2 separate regions of the Homo sapiens genome follow, and region 2 is linked to region 1. Evidence: read pairs that join two places in POLR2A ChIA-PET (ENCODE). Cell type or tissue: GM12878. All regions are shown on one strand. Links, peaks and the distances in the headings refer to the core of each region. The heading gives the core; the rest is flanking DNA.

What was found. ChIA-PET counts read pairs that join two places held together with the same protein. Peaks named below come from ENCODE experiments on the same cell type or tissue, not always from the same donor. Only the 100,000 strongest peaks of a DNase experiment are listed, where the experiment ranks them.
Region 2: POLR2A ChIA-PET joins it to region 1 with 8 read pairs; 10 of 35 experiments call an interaction of 5 or more read pairs at or near these places.

What each region holds. Positions count from the first base shown.
Region 1 is chr7:55,515,060-55,519,445 of GRCh38, reverse strand. All of the region lies in intron 2 of VOPP1 (VOPP1 WW domain binding protein), which reads left to right. Among named protein-coding and RNA genes, the nearest start is that of VOPP1, 55 kb to the left of the region's middle. RefSeq lists enhancers at 1,487-1,736, 1,807-2,286, 2,307-2,376, 1,949-2,454, 3,466-3,625 and 2 more. In GM12878, for the core only: no CTCF peak of the experiment used is centred there; DNase peaks (open chromatin) are centred at 2,115 and 3,347; H3K4me3 peaks cover 1,606 bases; H3K27ac peaks cover 3,207 bases.
Region 2 is chr7:55,564,909-55,569,294 of GRCh38, reverse strand. All of the region lies in intron 1 of VOPP1 (VOPP1 WW domain binding protein), which reads left to right. Among named protein-coding and RNA genes, the nearest start is that of VOPP1, 5.4 kb to the left of the region's middle. RefSeq lists silencers at 125-419, 567-616. In GM12878, for the core only: a CTCF peak has its summit at 2,198; no DNase peak of the experiment used is centred there; H3K4me3 peaks cover 3,720 bases; H3K27ac peaks cover 3,818 bases.

The sequences.
Region 1 (4,386 bases), core at 203-4,202:
TCTCCAATTGTTTTATAGATCAGCTTTGTCAGAGCTTGGGCGTCAGAGGTCATTGCTGTTCTTGTATTGACTTGTTCATTTGTTCTTTATCCATTCACTTGTTCCCTGCATATTTTGAAAGTGTTTTGCATTGCATTGAACTGGAGACAGGGGATACAAAAGACAAGCCCTGCTTTTGTCACTCAGTCCTGTGGCCCAGTTTCCTTTCGCGCTTTTCTCTTCCAATGGTGGGGAGAAGGATCCAGAGCTCCCTAGGTGCACTGTCCAGAAAAATGGAAAAGTGAAGTCACCATGAGAACACGAAGTTCAGCGTGAGAGTACCAGCAGGTAACAGTTATTGAGTACTTACTCCAGGCCCCGGCATTGTCCTGTGCCCTGTACGTAAATTAAGGTCTTCGGATCTCATGATGCCAGGAAACCCCAGCCCCACCCACTAGTCTTCTCTGTTCTGCCTCTGGTCTTTCTGTTTCTCCCCTCTGTTCCCAGTGTCCTCACCCGAATCCACATCTGTGAATGTCCCTCTGAACCATTGCCGAAACTTTCTAGCTAGTCTCCTTTCAGCCTCTTCTCCTGTCCAGTTCTCACGTCTTTGTAAATTTCCATGTCACTTTTTTGCTTAAAACCATCAGGAACAATGCCTTTTAACAGTAGACTTTCAAGAGAGCGTCTGGCTTTATCTTCCTTCTTTATTGTGAATCTCATGAGGGCAACAAGTTATAAATACTTGGCTTCCCAACAAGCGTAGGATAGTGCCTGGCACACAGCGGCCATCCTTGATGTTGAGTGGATGCATTTCCTTGCAGTTCCCACCATGCAGTCAGCAGCGCCAACCCATGTAGGGGACCTTTGATCATTCCCCAGTTCTCTCAGCCTCTTCTGACTCAGTTCCCTGTCCCCATAAAAGTTTGTTCCTCCCCTGCTGTTTTGGCTGTGAGAGAATGCTGACAACACCAGCAAACCACCACGCGGCGAGTGCTTCAGTATGGGGCCGTGGCCTGTGCATTCCATAACCCTGCTGCCTGGCCCAGTGTGTAGCACCTGATGTTTGCAATCATGTTCGTGCAGAGTTCACATATTTGCTCTGTTACTTTTTTATTTAATTGAGGTGAAATTCAAAGAACAGAATTAACCGTTTTAAAGTGACCCGTGCAGTAGCATGAAGCACTTTCCCTGCATGTGCGGTCCCCACCTCTGCCTAGCACCAGCCTTCCCATCCCTCCACTCTGTTGTTTACCAGCTCTGTGACATTGTCAGCTGCTTCCTCTGTAAGACGTGACTGCGAATTCTGACCTGCCAGGTTTGAGGCACAGGACTTGCACACGGCCAGTGCAGAAGTCCCATAAGAACATAACCTACCCAAGGCCAGCTCACCTCTCTGTTACATATGCTCATGAGATTAGTGCTATAGACTCAGTGTGCCACTTCCCTGCACATGCGAGGGACGACAGTGTCCTGACACAGCAGTGAACCCAGTGTGGTGCCAAGGAGAAAGTTGTTTTTTTGGGGCCAGCCAGCACACATGGGGTGGCTTGTCCAATACCCTCACCGGTCCAGATATTTAATACTCAAAAACTGTCTTCTCCAAAGCTGTCTTCTCCACTGTCCATCAAGTTGGGGTCATGAAGCATTTTTCTTAAAGGGGAATGAGTAGAAATTGCTTAGCTATATTCTACTCCATCCAGTCTTGCTCAAGGAGAGGTCTGCTGCAAGCAAGAGACGGCGGCTACACCCCTACTGGAAGTGCTTGACCTGCAGGAGGCACAGCTGCCCTAGAGTTAACCTTGAGGGGTACGTTATTTTTGATCTCTGAAGCCCACTGTGGTTTCTGCTGCCTTGGTGGAGAAGGCAGTGCAGGTACAGGAGACTCACATCCAGCCCAGCTCGCCCTGCTGCTGGGGGCCTCAGGCGGTGGGGATGCAGGAGAGGCTGGCGGGCTGCCATTGCACACTGCTGCCGGCCTGGCCTCTGGACACATGGCCAGTGTGCAGGGTGCTGTCCCGGGGATGGTGATGGCTGCACTTCATTCATTCCATCCACAGGTGTCTGTGGAGGGCCCACGACGTGTCAGTTGTGGTGCGTTGTGGTGTGCAGGACAGGGAAGGTACCTATGCCTCATGCAGCAGTGGTATAGTCATGTGAGAGTGACTAGTCATTTCTGAAGCATCTTCAACATCACATTAAAAAAAAACTTAAATTAGGCCGGGCACGGTTGCTCATGCTGGTAATCCCAGCACTCTGGGAGGCCGAGTCGGGCTGATCTCCTGAGCTCAGGAGTTCGAGACCACCCTGGGCAACATGGTGAAACCCCGTCTCTACTAAAATAAAAAAATATATATATATTAGCTGGACATGGTAGCACAAGCCTGTAGTCCCAGCTACTTGGGAGGCTGAGGCATGAGAATCGCTTGAGCCCCAGAGACAGAGGTTGCAGTGAGCCACACCACTGTACTCCAGCTTGGGCTACACAGTGAGACTCCGTCTCAAAAAAAAAAAAAAAAAAAAAAAAAAAAAAATATATATATATATATATATATATATATGTAATGGATCTCATCTAAAAAGTACATTTCTAGTATATTCTACATTTCATTTCACCTGGGTAAAGTGCTAAGATTCTCCAAAACAGATATTCCTTACAAATATGTTGACTCAAGGTGGTGTCCTATTTTGTTAGAGGTTGTTTTCTTTCCTTCCCCTGCAGAAAATATATTTCAAACAACACCTCTGTTTTGTGAGTGTAACTCACCATGCGGAATGCATTGAGGAGGGAACATCTAGGTTGCAAACTTGTTGTAGAGATTTTACTCCTATATTTGATAATCTGATTTCATTTTGTCTCACCGGAAATCCCAGGTGGCAGCCGCCTTCTCCCTACTCTGCCTGTCCCTGCATTTCATTTCAGCGTGCCAGTTAGTAAGCTAACAGAGACTGAGCTCTTTTAATGAAATGTAGGTTTTCTACTGTAGCTACCTAGACATACAAAATTACTCTCACCTCTTCTGATTTCTTTGTGCTAAATGATCTCTCTCTTTCTACCCTGTCCTGCTTCAAGGTTTATTTCATTTCCTTAATTTGATATTTTTCCATTATTGGTCTGGAAGACTGTGTATTACATGTATAAACAAGATATTCTTATTTTTGAAGAAAAAGACCCTTTGGGATCTGAACAGAAAAGCAACACATTCCTGTTCCCTCCAGTAATGTTTCTTTCCCCCTTCACTTCCCTTCACTACCTGCCTTTCCTGTTGCAAGCTGCCCTTCCAAGAGCTCTGATTAAAATGTGCCTTTCTGTGCTTTGGTTCAGGGCTTACTAGGTGTCTGCTCTTAGTAACATGTGATTTAAAAATAGCAAGTGGCTGTGTGGCCTCAGCAGCTCCCGCCCCTTGGCTTGCATTCTCTCCTCGAGTTGAGCTTCTGCTTGGGCCTCGCTTCCTCAGCTCCTTTGCCAGCACGGCCTGAAACAGGGGCCACCGTGTGAGCTTCCTGGAGCCCAGAGATGAGAAGATAAAGGTAGGAACTGACCGAGGAGCATGTCCTGCAGGATCCAAAGCAGCAAACAGCACACTTCCCTGTCAGTCCAGAAAGTGCTGCCGACTAAGGTGGCGTTTGTCAGAGAAGAGCCTAGACGCAGGTCCACATGCGGGAACTCAGTCCGATGTTCAGGTGTCTGCAGGGAGCATTGAATCCTCCTCATCAGGTGACAGGGAGCTCCTGTCTGTCACAGAGGCTGTGCCTGCTGCTCCTGTGGCACAGAGGGGAAGTGGAGTGGCATGGGAGGAGGTAGCTCCAGATGCTATTCAGCCTGCGGCTTCAGTTTTCTTAAAAAAGGTGTGGTCGTGGTGCCTGCTGCACTGGGTTGCTGTGCAGTATAAATACTACTGTGCATGTGAGATACAGAGTAAGGACTCAGTCACTATTTGGGATGCCTGTATTCTCCCTAATATTTGCAGTTTCCTTTGGCACATTTTAACACTGAGCTTGGAGAAGACCGGGGGTTCTGTGCCCAGAGGTGGCTGATGGGTCCGCTGATTTTACCTGGGGACCTCTGCTGCAGGGGACAAACTCACCTCGCTGCCAGTCATGCTCTTGGGGACGCTGTGGGAGGCAGCCTTTCCCAGCCCATCTTTGATATCTGCCAGAGGTTACCTGGGCCTTCCTCGGTGCCTGAATGGACACCACCACCTCTTTGTGGGTAGTGGGAGGCCTCTTGGGTCAGGAGCAGTGACTATAAGAAATGTCACCATCTCCATTGAGATTTCCAGCCCAGGTGCTCCTCAGCCCCCCAGAGGCCACCCAGCTTACAGCCACCACCCCTGAGAGGACTTGGGTGTGCGGAAGAGCAGAGAGAGGGCGGTGGCTTGGGAGGCAGCAGCAGGCTGGAGGTGA
Region 2 (4,386 bases), core at 1-4,000, 50 kb before region 1:
GGACAGTGGGCATCACCAGGACTCTCCTGAGAAACCCTGGTTGTGTTCCCCTCCTGAAGCCCAGGTAGGGCTTCAGGGAGGAACCGGCAGCAGCTGACAGCACCATCCCTCTCCTAGGGAGGCTTCTTGGAAGCTCATTACTGGACTGACCTTTCTTTTCTATTAACTCAGAGTTTCCTGTGAATTACATGCACAGCCAGTGAGGGCCCTGATTTTATCTCCCTCTCCCCTGTTGCTCTGTGCCAGCTGGTTATGATCCAGGGACCCAGGCCACGAATGTGGCAGATTCTAAGGGTGGCTAAGAGTAGGGAACCTCAGAGGCCTTTTTGGTTCATAAAATGCTAAGGTTCTATGCCTTTGTTCCGCCAGCTGGCTGAAGTGAGGTCCTGCAAACAATCCTTACAGGAAGAGTGAAAGTACTAAGCTGTCTCCTAGTAGCCCTGCTGAAGTTATTCTCAGTGGCCTTCACACAGTAACTCCTTAGAAACTAAAAGGAAAAAAAAAGGTTTTAAAACTGACTACACTTCAGTTGAATCCCGAGAGTAATGAGGCCCTAAGCATATGCACCTCCCTGGGGCTTTTTGTTGTGTGCATTGTTTTCTAGATATTGTCACTGCATTCTCTTTCTAGAGGTTTGGTTGGTTACACTTTTGAAATCTACTTAGTATTTGTTTGAAGGGCTCTGTTCTTACTGAAGTGAGCCCAGAAATGTATAGTATGCTATTTAGTGTAAAACTCACCAATACCAGTGCCTCTGCTTCCAAGGAGATAGACTTATTTTAGTTAAGGGACTACTCATTATCTTTCTGATCTTTCCCAGGAACCAAGAGCTGGAAACGCTTAAGCCACGTTGCTTTGTGCTTCAATGCTGTTGGGCAAAAGAACAGATCTTCTTGGACTAGAAAAAGGAACAGTTGTCAGGCTGGGTGCGGTGGCTCATGCCTGTAATCCCGGCACTTTGGGCGAGGCGGGTGGATCACGAGCTCAGGAGATCGAGACCATCCTGGCTAACACGGTGAAAGCCCATCTCTACTAAAAATACAAAAAATTAGCTGGGCGTGGTGGCGGGCGCCTGTAGTCCCAGCTACTCGGGAGGCTGAGCCTGGAGAATGGCGTGAACCCGGGAGGCGGAGCTTGCAGTGAGCGGAGATTGTGCCACTGCACTCCAGCCTGAGCAACAGAGTGAGACTGTCTCAAAAAAAAAAAAAAAAAAGGAATAGTTGTCTCTTAGAGAGGGTTGCAAAGTGGACATTATCTTTGAACTAGGGAAAAATAATAAGATCACTGAGTATTTTTCTGAAGTTCTGTGTATTTTGATGCCTGGGAGTCTGGAAATTAGAACTGAGTTATGTTTAAGAGTGTTTTTTGTCTCTTGCCAAATGTCTTTTGTGCCCTGGAATTCCAACAAATGTGGCAGTCCCTGGCTGCCAATTTCCTGAAATAAACCTTTCAGCCCACCCACTCTTAAGAGTTTTTAGAAACCAGGCAACATGCAATTTGAATGAAAAAGAATCCTGCAGGGAGTTTGCTGTCTCTGGAAACTCCACGGGAGGCCAGGTGGTCATGGGTGAGAAGTGGCAGCAATAAATGAACCGGCTGGCAAGAGCTCTGCTCTGAAGTGGGGAAAGCCTGGGTCCAGGTGTCTGAGGAGGCCTGTGGGCGTTGGGCCCAGACCTGGGGCTTTCCTTGGTTTTTGCTTTCTTTTACTTTGGGCACAGCTATAAAGGCTAACGGAGGGTAAATGACTTAGAAATACATGGCAAGGATAGGATTAGGCTAGTGCTCACTTGATTAGCTCTGCAGGGCAAGGACATTTCCTAGAACTCACTCTATCATGTCCTCTTGATGAAGCTTTTCAGATTTCACCTTCTCAGTGAGGTCTGTCTTGACCACCCTATTTAAAATTTCTTCTCAGTTCTTTCCCTAGTCTACCTTAACTCTGACCAATATCCTCCTTTTCCCATAACTATCTTTAAAATATGACAGAATTTACTTTCTACCATGTAAGCAATTTAGGGGCAAAGGTTTTGCTCTGATTTATTGATTGACATATCCTTAGTTGCTGGAACCATGCCTGGCACAGAGCAGGGACTCGATGGAGACTTGAATGAGTAAAGCCGTCAGTGGTAAGAGCCCTGTGGGCAGGAGCTGAGTAGATGGGCAGTGGGAAAAGAAGAGGCAGTTGATCAGGGGCTGGAGGGCAGCAGAGCACCTCTAGTGATGGAAACCCACTGTGCCTTAAGACAAAGTATCAACTTTTGGGGCAACTTCAGTTGTTAAAGTTTTCTGTAATATTGAGGGGAAATGACAGTATTTTCAGCCTGGTCCTAGGTCTGCACTCATGGGCTTTTCAGAAATATCACAATGACAGGCCCTCAGTCTTCTAACACAGCTGTGTGGTCCCATTTTGTGTGTGTGTTCTTTTCCAGGCCTCACCTTCTGTTGTTTCAAAACATGGTTTTAAATCATCTCACCATCCTCATAGCTGCAGTTTGAAAATTTTGGACTGGATGGTGATGAGGATGTCCTCAATATCTGAAAATAATTGGTCCTAGAAAAAGGCCACTTAGCCATTAATCCATGTGAATCAGGGATCAACATTTCCTAGTCAAAGTGGAAAAAAAGTTCGGTTGGGACTTTATTTTGGAAAAACAAATATCAAATTGTAAACATAAAAGTTAATTTCATCCTGAGTACTCATTTTATTTTATTTTAAATCTATTTATTTATTTAGAGATATGGTCTCCCTCTGTCGCCTAGGCTGGAGTGCAGTGGCATGATCTCGGCTCACTGCAACCTCTTCCTTTTGGGTTCAAGTGATTCTCCTGCCTCAGCCTCCTGAGTAGCTGGGATTACAGGTACACGCTACCACAGCCCAGCTAATTTTTGTATTTTTTTTTCTTTAGTAGAGACGGGGTTTCACCATATTGGTCAGGCTCTGAGTACTCATTTTAGAATGATGAGTCCATTTTGGGGGGACAGTGTAATTTTCCTGACAAAATTCTATAATGCACATAAGACAGTCTTCACTTGATGTTGGACTTCAGTGGCATGATCATAGTGAAAGTTTTTTCCCCAGAATTAGTTGCGCTGGTCTGGAAACTCCCACCACCCCCACCTCCAGCTTCTCTTTGTCCTTTTTATTCATATCATTCTCCTTTGGCCACCTTTTGGTTCATATTAAATGGCTTGACTGCTAGATCTTTTGTCACTTTCATTGGCTTCATGAGCTGCTGCACCTTTGTGAGGTCTGCAGGGCCTGTTTGCTGTCTGTGTGTGGTATTTGGGTTGCACTCTCCTGTGATCTTGGGATCGGAGATTGGTTTTGGATCTGCCAGTGTTAAGTGGGCTGGGGTGAATCCAGTGTTTCTTGTGGTTTGTGCTGAAACCTTTGGTTCCCCTCCAGGTCCTCCCCACTGGCACTTATTGAACAATAGGAAGCTCTGTTCTGTGGGTGTGGTCTGACTGGCAGCATCAAAACCTTTGGCCCTTGTCATTAAGCAGATAAAATTATACTAGTTTATACTAGTGCGTCCTCCCACCTCCACCCCTGCAGCCAGGAGATTCACCCTGAGTTTGCAGTGAGACCGAAATCTTTTTAACATGTGCTGCTGCTAATCCACCACACCTCACAATAGTTGTAGAGCTGTTTATTATTTTTTAAAAACCTAAATTGAGGACTTTACATTGTTTCCAATTTCACATTAATCATTCATCTCATCTACTTAAGCCTATCAACATATGTCTGAACACTATTTTTTAAAATCCAGTGTCCCATATTGTTTTGTACCATGGACCGATTTGATTATACTCCTGTTGGTTTTATCCAACTGATTAACAAACATGTTGAATAGAGCAGAGTCAATTACAGAGATTCTGGGTGGAGTTGGATGACTGAGATTTTGACTTGGAGAGTAAGGATATCCTTAATTTTAAAAAGTCAGAGTTTAATTTTAAATGCTGGTTTTGAAGTGTTTGATGATCTGTCCTTGGTGAAAAGAGATCCAACAAATGAGAGTCTAGAATGCGGGAGGAGGGTGTCTAAACGCGAAGGTGATCTGCATTCAGATACCGTAGAACAGTAGAGAAGAGGCCTTGCAGAAGGCCATCGGATTCGATAATTGGCAAACAGTGACCTTCCCTTGTCAGGGTTAAAGAATCAAATGGTCAATGAAGACAGGGAGGCAGTGACTAATACATATATATATAAAATTTCAGGAAGTACAGCTATATACTTCAAAACTGTCAACAAGAGAACAATGTCCTCAGACCAGAACAAAGAGATATTATCCGGTAAATTAGGTTTGAAATCGATCAATTGCTTGCTTCAAGCATAGGGCATATCTGGTGGTCGTTAGGAGTCACATTTGGATGGTGCCATGACCA